2 separate regions of the Mus musculus genome follow, and region 2 is linked to region 1. A link is a contact called in ENCODE Hi-C or POLR2A ChIA-PET data. All regions are on one chromosome and are shown on one strand. Each heading gives the region's core, a stretch centred on a gene start or an enhancer-like site at or near the end of the contact. The rest is flanking DNA. Distances are from core to core; before and after follow the strand shown.

The links. Hi-C counts contacts between places; a loop is a spot of excess contacts on that map. ChIA-PET counts read pairs that join two places held with the same protein, here RNA polymerase II (POLR2A).
Region 2: a loop to region 1 is called in a map of T-helper 17 cell, with 2.1 times the contacts of the local background. The contact joins the promoter of Lynx1 here to the promoter of Arc in region 1. A Hi-C loop is called at or near these places in 1 of 37 maps with a recorded cell type or tissue (T-helper 17 cell). POLR2A ChIA-PET finds 5 or more read pairs at or near these places in 1 of 5 experiments (Patski).

Annotation. Positions count from the first base shown.
Region 1 is chr15:74,669,968-74,674,298 of GRCm38, forward strand. It overlaps Arc (activity regulated cytoskeletal-associated protein), which reads right to left and starts at 2,603. Exons shown (of 3, transcript NM_018790.3): 1 at 598-2,603; 2 at 213-352; 3 at 1-26. The coding sequence starts at 2,405. The coding sequence ends at 1,215. It overlaps Gm32994 (a long non-coding RNA gene), which reads left to right and starts at 3,046. Exons shown (of 5, transcript XR_003951652.1): 1 at 3,046-3,456.
Region 2 is chr15:74,750,586-74,754,916 of GRCm38, forward strand. It overlaps Lynx1 (Ly6/neurotoxin 1), which reads right to left and starts at 2,394. Exons shown (of 4, transcript NM_011838.4): 1 at 2,300-2,394; 2 at 1,270-1,452; 3 at 958-1,059; 4 at 1-842. The coding sequence starts at 1,321. The coding sequence ends at 646.

The DNA.
Region 1 (4,331 bases), core at 1,353-3,852:
CAAAGACTTCTCAGCAGCCTTGAGACCTGAAGGACACAGGAAGCAGCAAGATGGTGAGAGAACTGCTCACCACTAGATCCAGGAGGGACACCAGGTTACCCTGCTCCCAGCTGGTACCCCTGGGGCCTGTCAGGACTTCCCGGATAACCCAGAAATCTGGAGAGTGGCTGGGATCTGAGGCTTGGTCAGGATAGGAGGCAAGACTTTCTTACCTGGTGTCATTCTCCTGGCTCTGTAGGCTCCAGCCGCTGCCTCGGCTGGGTGTGAGGACTCAGCCCCTCGGGGACCCTCCGCCTGCCATGGCTGAGTCACGGAGCTGAGCTCTGCTCTTCTTCACTGGTATGAATCACTGCTGGGGTGAGAAATCACAGGGTCCTCGGTGAGCTGGCTTAGCAAATTCCCCCAGAACCGCCCCCACCTCAGCCCCGTCCTTGGACCGTGAAGTGCCAGTGCCCACTACAATGACACCCACTCTGATGCCACTTCACTCCACCCTTGCAACTAATTTGCTAGGGAAGCCTTGAAGGGCTCCTGGAAAGTGGACTTGGTTCTGCACGCCCCCCCCCCCCACTCTAAGATACACGGTGCAGGGCTCACCTGGGGGCCAGGAGGTGCCAGGATGTCAGGTCTGCTGCTTCAGCTGCATTTGTGGCTTCAGCTCACCCCTGGGAGGGGAGCTATGCTGCCCAAGACTGGCCGGTTGCCCTGGGCGGCAGCTAGGGTACCAGCTGGATCTGCTGTGTCTGCAGGAGTGGGCTGCATCCCCGGAAGTTGAGGTTCCCTCAGCATCTCTGCTTTAGCATCTGCCCTAGGATGTCCCCTGGGTTTTGGTGCCTACTTTTTGTTGCCTTTCAGACACTTGGTTTCTTGATTACCCAAAGAGCCCTGGACACTGGAGCAGAATGAGGAAGCCAGATCGTGTTCTGTGATGGTCTGAGAGTGTAGAGGGTGAGGCCAATGGGGCTGGGGGCCAGGACCAGGGCAGACAGATGAGGGGTAGGCGGCAGGTGGGAGCCCTATGGGAAAGGGGCTTCTTGATGTTCAGTCCATGTAGCATGGTTGTGTGGCAGTTGTGAGTCAGGCCAGGTCAGTGGGTGAGTAGATGTCTGGCTGGACAGGGCATCCCTTTGGGAGTCAGCCCCAGCTCAAGTCCTAGTTGGCAAAAGCCACAGGCTGGGTGTGGCAGGCGGGCTGGGGACCCTGGGCTGGCCCCTCTATTCAGGCTGGGTCCTGTCACTGGCTACTGACTCGCTGGTAAGAGCAGGTGTGAGTGCCTCCGTCTCATCCTCTGTGGGCAGTGGGGTGCCAGAAGGCTCAGCTGCCTGCTCCAGGCCGTCCTGCACTTCCATACCCCTCTGGATAAGCTGCTCCAGGGTCTTGGGGAGTGGGTGGCGCAGAAAGCGCTTGAGTTTGGGCTGCAGGGTGCCCACCACATACTGAATGATCTCCTCCTCCTCAGCGTCCACATACAGTGTCTGGTACAGGTCCCGCTTGCGCCAGAGGAACTGGTCGAGTGGTTCACCCTGCTTCTGCGGCAGCTCCAGCTCCCGCTGAATGGCTTCACGGGAGAGTGTACCCTCACTGTATTGCAGAAACTCCTTCTTGAACTCCACCCAGTTCTTCACCGAGCCCTGCTTGAACTCCCACCACTTCTTGGCTGGCCCATTCATGTGGTTCTGGATCTGGGACAGCCAATATTCTTCAGAGCCACCCACCTGCCGCAGGTACTCTTCCAGGTGGCTCAGGAACTCCCGTGGGTCCTCGAAGATCTGTGTATCCACACCAGGGCTCGGTTGCCCATCCTCACCTGGCCCCCAAGACTGATATTGCTGAGCCTCAACTGACTCCTGTTCAGGCAGTTCTCCTGCGGCAGGTGGCGGGGTGATGGCATAGGGGCTAACGGTATAGTCATAGCCATCAGCTTCCTGGCAGTAGGGCTCTGGACCCCCCACACCTACAGAGACAGTGTGGCGGGCCGGCTCGCTGCCCACTGGGTATTTGCCGCCCATGGACTCCAGGCGGTCAGCCCACCTCTCCAGACGGTAGAAGACCTCCCTCCACACGTGCATCTCACGCTTGACCCAGCGCTCCAGGTTGGCGATGGTCTCCTGGCAGCGGCAAAGACAGGCCTTGATGGACTTCTTCCAGCGCTGTGAGTCGCCGGTGGGCACGTAGCCGTCCAAGTTGTTCTCCAGCTTGCCCACCGACCTGTGCAACCCTTTCAGCTCTCGCTCCACCTGCTTGGACACTTCGGTCAACAGATGCCGGTGGGTCCTCCGTACGTGTTCCAGCATCTCAGCTCGGCACTTACCAATCTGCAGGATCACATTGGGTTTGGCGGCCGGCCCACCCCGCGGGGCAGGGTAGGCGTGGAGGCCGCCGGTGGTCATATGGTCCAGCTCCATCTGGTCGTCGGTGCTGCGGCTCCGAACAGGCTAAGAACTCCTCTGAGGCAGAAGCCGGAAGGGAGCAGAGCCGGCGGCTGCAGCGGCAGTGGCAGGTGTGCGGTGCCGGAGGAGCTTAGCGAGTGTGGCAGGCTCGTCGCCGCTGAAGCTAGAGAGGCCCAGAGACTGCGGCTGCGGGAGAACTCGCTTGAGCTCTGCACCGAAACCGCCACCAGCGGCTATTTATGCTGCGCGGGGCCCGTGGGCGGCAGCTCGTGGAGCCCTGGCTCCCATTGGCGGCGCCCAGGCTCCGCGCCAGAGCCCGCCCGCGCCCTCTCCTGCCGCAGGCCCCGCCTTCCGCGCCTACTCGCTCCCCTCCCGTGGGTGCCCTCAAGGACCCGCCCCTTCACAGCCCCGAGTGACTAATGTGCTCTGCTGCGCGCCTCCCACCGGGAGGGATTTTGGGGACCGGAGACACTCTCCTCTACCTAGTCCTGGGCAGCGAGGATGAGGCTAAGGCAGGTTATTACCTACTGTTTGCCCTGGGGCCTCATGATCTCTTTTCTTAGGGAGCAGCTGGACGTTACCCCTCTGAATCTTTGATGCGCCCATCCTGACTCTTGCCCATCCTGACCACACAGTATGCAACTTCAGAAGTGCCTGGTAGGAATCTCTCACTCCAAACCCTTCTATCCTCAGCTGCCTTTGGTTAGCGGGACACACACACACACACACACACACACACACACACACACACACACCTACTTCCTGCCCAACCTTGCCCCAAGAGTCATAAGTCCAAATCCTAGCCTGGTCCAATATTGTTCGGGAACTCCACTCAGGCAAGGCTTTTTCTGGACCCCTTCATAGGTTTGTGGACACTGAGTGGCCCTGTCTGTGTGTCAGTGGCTGAACAGGGCCGCAGTGCCCTGAAACAGATGTATCACTTGAACCTGTACAGACACTGGGGTAGGGCATAGGGATATCAAGATGTGTAGGCAACATTGCTGAACCCTGAAGTCCCTAGGACCCAGCCACAACTGGACCAGAAGCTTCTCAAGCCTTCCAAGAGGTTAGTCCGGAGGAAGGAGGGAGGGAGAAGGAGGAAGGAGGGGAAGGAGCCTGCAGAGGAAAGCAAGATGCCATATAAGGAATGGGGCTCCGGAAGCTGAGATTCCCTCTAGAGGGAGGCCCCTTCCGATTCCCTGGCAACAGCCAACAGCGCTGTGGTGCAGTGGGGGAGGGCATCCTTCTTGACTTACACCAAGCCAGAAACACAGGTCTAGGTCTCCCATTTCCTGATGTTACTTGGGGACATATCACTGCCCACAGCAGAAGCCTACAGGGGCCCACAGACACATGGTGCCTGCAAGAACCCCCTTTCCTCTCTGCCAGCTCCCCCTCTCTCACACTCATACATACACACTGAACACTCATACCAACCAGCACTTAGCCCACTCACACCCTTCCATGTAGACTCATGCCCCCCACTCACGGCCCTCTCTGTGGACTCATGCCCCCCACTCATGGCCTTCCACACACACACCAGTGGCCCCCACTTGTAATCCACGTGTACTCACATCTCAGCTTCTCCCACCCCACTTTTGCTCACACACCTACAGAACTCTCCTAACCTCATATCCCTCAGAGCCCCCTCCTCTGTTTTCAAGAAGCTTTGGGGAGCCCTGCCTCTCTTAGAGCCAACCTGTCCCCCCTCCCCCCCCCCTCCACACACACACCCAGGGCTTCCATCCCTGAGAGGAATGTCTTTCTGGGGGAAAAAAAACTCCCCTAAAATGGCTCTCCTGGCATTTCTAATTAGAGGTGAGTAGGCGGACACAGAAGGCAGGCAGAGGGGCATCACTGCAGGGAGGGGAAACAAGCAGAGAAATTGCTAGAATAGGGACTAACTAGAGTTTTCCTATGGGGGAATCCTGGGAGCCGGGA
Region 2 (4,331 bases), core at 1,144-3,643, 80 kb after region 1:
TGAGCTGGGGCTGGAGGGATTTCAGTGGCCTATGGAAATGACGCCGTTGCTAGGAACCCTTGGCCAATGGCTATCCCAACATCAGGTCTGGCAGAGTTCCTCAGATAAGTGGAAATGACAAAGGGCTTCCTCACATGGCTTCCACATCACATTTGCTCTGGCAAGCCGCGCTGATCTTCGGAGACAGCCCTGCTGAGTCTTTCTCTGCTTCTAGCCAGCTCGTTATTCTCCGCCGCTCTCCTCCCCTCACCTCTAGCAGACCCATCCTCTACTGGGTAGACTGAGGCAGGGTTCTGAAGGTGGAGTTTGGCTACTAATTCTATCAAATCAGTGCTCCTTGACTTGAGTGATGACCCCTCCTCCATAAACATTCTCCCAGATGCCCCTGATCTTGGGTAGAGGAGAAGCCCAGCCTGCCCCACCCATGGGTGGGCACATTACAGGTCCACATGTCAGCCTTCTGAAAATGACCTTGGAGTGAGGTATCTGGATGCCATCAGTTCTTTCGTAGGTAGCCATGGGACCTCGTGGTAGTTGAGGAGTGTCAGAAGGAAGAGCGTTGGGTGGAGTGAATTGGGAGAGAGAGGGAAACTGTGTTTTTTGAGAGTGTTGCGTTTGAGTGGATCTGGCTTGGGGAACCGAGCTTTACAGCAAGCTCCAGAAGGTAGCTAGGAGTGCTGGGACCAGGGCCAAGGTCACCGGGGTAGCAAAGCCAGCACCGTTGCAGAGGTAGTACTGGCAACAGGAGGTGGCAGATGCATGCTTGGAATAGCCATCGTACACGGTTTCAAAGCAGCTGGGGACACAGGACTTCCTCACCTTCATCCGGTATGGGGTGAAGTCTGCAGGGGACAGACACAAGAAGGTTACAGAAGAGAGGATCAGAACCTTGGATAGCCCAGTCTTAGCTTGTCCACCAGTGCAGGTAGAAGCCTCCCTCCAGGATGCCAGACTCACAAGTTCGTGTGGTCATACAGTAGGTGGCCATGGCTGGGCAGCGCATGGGTTTGAAGCAGTTGTCTCCATTGTAGGCACACACGTGGCACTCCAGAGCCTGGGCTGTGGATGAGGATGGGGATCAGAGAGCAGGAAGAAATCCTTTTCCTGTCAGTCAGACCCCAGCTGTCTCCAGGCAACCTCCCACTTCCACTGGCGGCCAGATCAGGACATCCAGAAGGGGAGAGAATTCTGGCCAGCCTGCCCTTTCTCCACCCACCTTTTCCCAGGGTCAGGCTTCAACCGGGTCCCTCTAGCCTCTGTCCACCTTACCCACAGGCAGGCCCATCAGGGCCACCAGGAACACTGTGAGCAGATGGGTCATGACGGAGACGTGAGGGCAGTGCCAGAGTGAACAGGAGGTCAGCAGCTGGTCCAGGATCCAGCTCAAGCCAGGGAGGAAGCAGGGCACAGAAGCCCTGCCTGAGCTCTTGGTCTCTTAGAGATAAAACATCCCTGCATAGACGATGACAGAGATTTGTAATGACAGCTGGGCTGGGGCGGGCACAAGAGCCCTCCCAGCTCAGTGGGTGTCACTGATTTCCAGTTACCTGGAGATGGGAGGAGGGAGTGGGATATGGAGCATTCCGACCAAAAGCAAGCAAAAAGGGAGGGCGGAGGGAGCTAAAGACGGGGAAAAATGGGCAACATCAATGAAAACCAGGAAGTCCCAGAGTCCTTGAATGCCAAACACAAAGAGAACTTCACCCAGGGGGTCTTTTTTTTTTTTTTTTTTTGCAGGGGATACTTGGCATGCAGTCTCTTCCTGGCAAAGCCCAGAGTGCAAGAGGCTTGCCAAAATAAGACTGGAAGCCAGGTTTGGACTCTTCGTGGGGCAGGGGTCCTTCTCGCGTTTGCTCTCACTGCGTGAAGTCTCCCCAACCCCCGTGCGCAGAGAAGTGCAGGGCTGTGTGACTCCTTCACCACAGGGGAAGGGGCCGGACGATGCTTGCCCGAGACAGAGCTCCGTAGGCTGGGTCTGGTGTTTGGGACTGTTGGAGGGGGATGTGAACTAATACTCTCCTCCCTGCCTATAGACTCGGGCCGGCCCTTGCTGTAGGGGTACCAAAATACCCTCCCGGAAGACAACCCACCCTTTATGACCCATTTTCTAGGTGCCAGCCCGGGATGCTGAAGTCCTGCCTCAGGCCTGGCCTGAGGCTCGACTGAGCCTGCCCCATCTCGGGGAGCTCCGCCCGAAAGACTGCAGTCTTGCTTGGAAGGACTCCCAGGGCGGGCTGGGTGTGGAGTGACCTCGCCCTTGCCCTTCACCACCACGATCCCTATCGTCATGGAAACTCACCCCTGGCCGCTCCCAGGTCCCTCCTGCTGTCTAACTGGGAATCTGTACACACTTCGTGCGGTGTTGGTACCGCATCGCAGGCAGGCCAAGTAGGCTCCGCCGGGGCAACAGATCCGCAGTGCCTGCTCACGACTGGCCCCGCCCACCCCGCCCCCAGGACACACGCTCCGCCCCGGAGACCGCTCAAACCCCGCCCCAGCCTGCCTTCTGTAGGCTCAGTCTCCGGGATAAACTCTTTCTGGTAATGGACCTAGTGAGCAAAGCCTGGGCATCGCTGGGCATCAGAATGCACCTACTCATGTGAAGATTCCCAGTAGCGACCCAGAGGAGAGTATACACCTCCTGAAAATTCTCCTCAGGTTTTGCCGTAGCTCTCCTCATCCCTGCTGCCCTGCCCCCACAGACCAAGCTGCACTGTGTGGGCATGCTGACTCTGGGAAGAGGCACTACCTGGAGAAGGACCTCACCGCACCTCTGCCCTTACTTGGGATCCATAGCAACGCTTTCGAGCAAGCCTTAGAGGAATCCAATGGCTGACAAGCAGTTCTTACCATCAAAAGTGTGCCACTAAATAATTGCTCTATGTAGCTAAAATTCATTTTATTTTTATTGTGTTTCAAAAGCAGCCAAATTTTAATAGTTCTTCACGAATCCTACTTTTTTTCCTGTTGTGGGAGGAAGAAAATAAAGTCTGTAGTAATAGCGAAGAGTGCATAGGGCATTCTTCCAGCAGGTGCATGCGCACATACATACAAGGGGCCTTAGAACTAAGACAAACACACCAGAGGAGTAGGAGCTGGGAGGTAGAGGCAGGTGGATTTCTGTGAGTTCAAGGCCAGCCTGGTTTACAAAGGAAGTTCCAGGGCAGCCAGGGCTCGTTACACGGAGGAACCCTGTCTTGAAAAAAAAAACAAATAAAAATAAAAACAACGGAGACAAACAACCAATAAACTCTAGTCCTTGAGAAAACATACCCGTTCCTCCAAACCATCCACAAAGACCGTGTGGCAGTGCGCAGAAATAAGATCGGCTCCCATAGAGTCATATGCTTAAATATTTGGTCCCCGATGTGGGCAGGGGGTGGGGACTAAAAGGTGTGCTCTTTTTGGAGGAGGTGTGCAGGTGGATGAAGCATCAATCCTGCATGGGGGTGGGGGAGAGAATTGAGGCTGAGCTCTCAGCTCTTCCTGCCTCCGTGCCTTTGCTCCTCCACTCCTGGGCTCCACCTTTCTGAAATGGTAAGCCAAAATTAAATGCTGTCTTTTATAAGTTGCCTTAATCGTGGTGTTTTGTCCCACCAATAGAAAAGTAATTCAGAATCTGTAGATTTCTTTTGGCAAGATAGCCATTTTTACAATGTTGATCCTGCCAATCCATGAGCATGGGAGATCTTTCCATCTTCTGAGATCTTCTTTAATTTCTTTCTTCAGAGACTTGAAGTTCTTATCATACAGATCTTTCACTTCCTTAGTTAGAGTCACTCCAAGATATTTTATATTATTTGTGACTATTGAGAAGGGTGTTGTTTCCCTAATTTCTTTCTCAGCCTGTTTATTCTTTGTGTAGAGAAAGGCCATTGACTTGTTTGAGTTAATTTTATATCCAGCTACTTCACCGAAGCTGTTTATCAGGTTTAGGTGTTCTCTGGTGGAATTTTTAGGGTCACTTATATATACTATCATATCATCTGCAAAAAGTGATATTTTGACTTCATCTTTTCCAATTTGTATCCCCTTGATCTCCTTTTGTTGTCGAATTGCTCTGGCTAGGACTTCAAGTACAATTTTGAATAGGTAGGGAGAAAGTGGGCAGCCTTGTCTAGTCCCTGATTTTAGTGGGATTGCTTCCAGCTTCTCTCCATTTACTTTGATGTTGGCTACTGGTTTGCTGTAGATTGCTTTTATCATGTTTAGGTATGGGCCTTGAATTCCTGATCTTTCCAAGACTTTTATCATGAATGGGTGTTGGATCGTGTCGAATGCTTTATCCGCGTCTAAGGAGATCATGTGGTTTTTGTCTTTGAGTTTGTTTA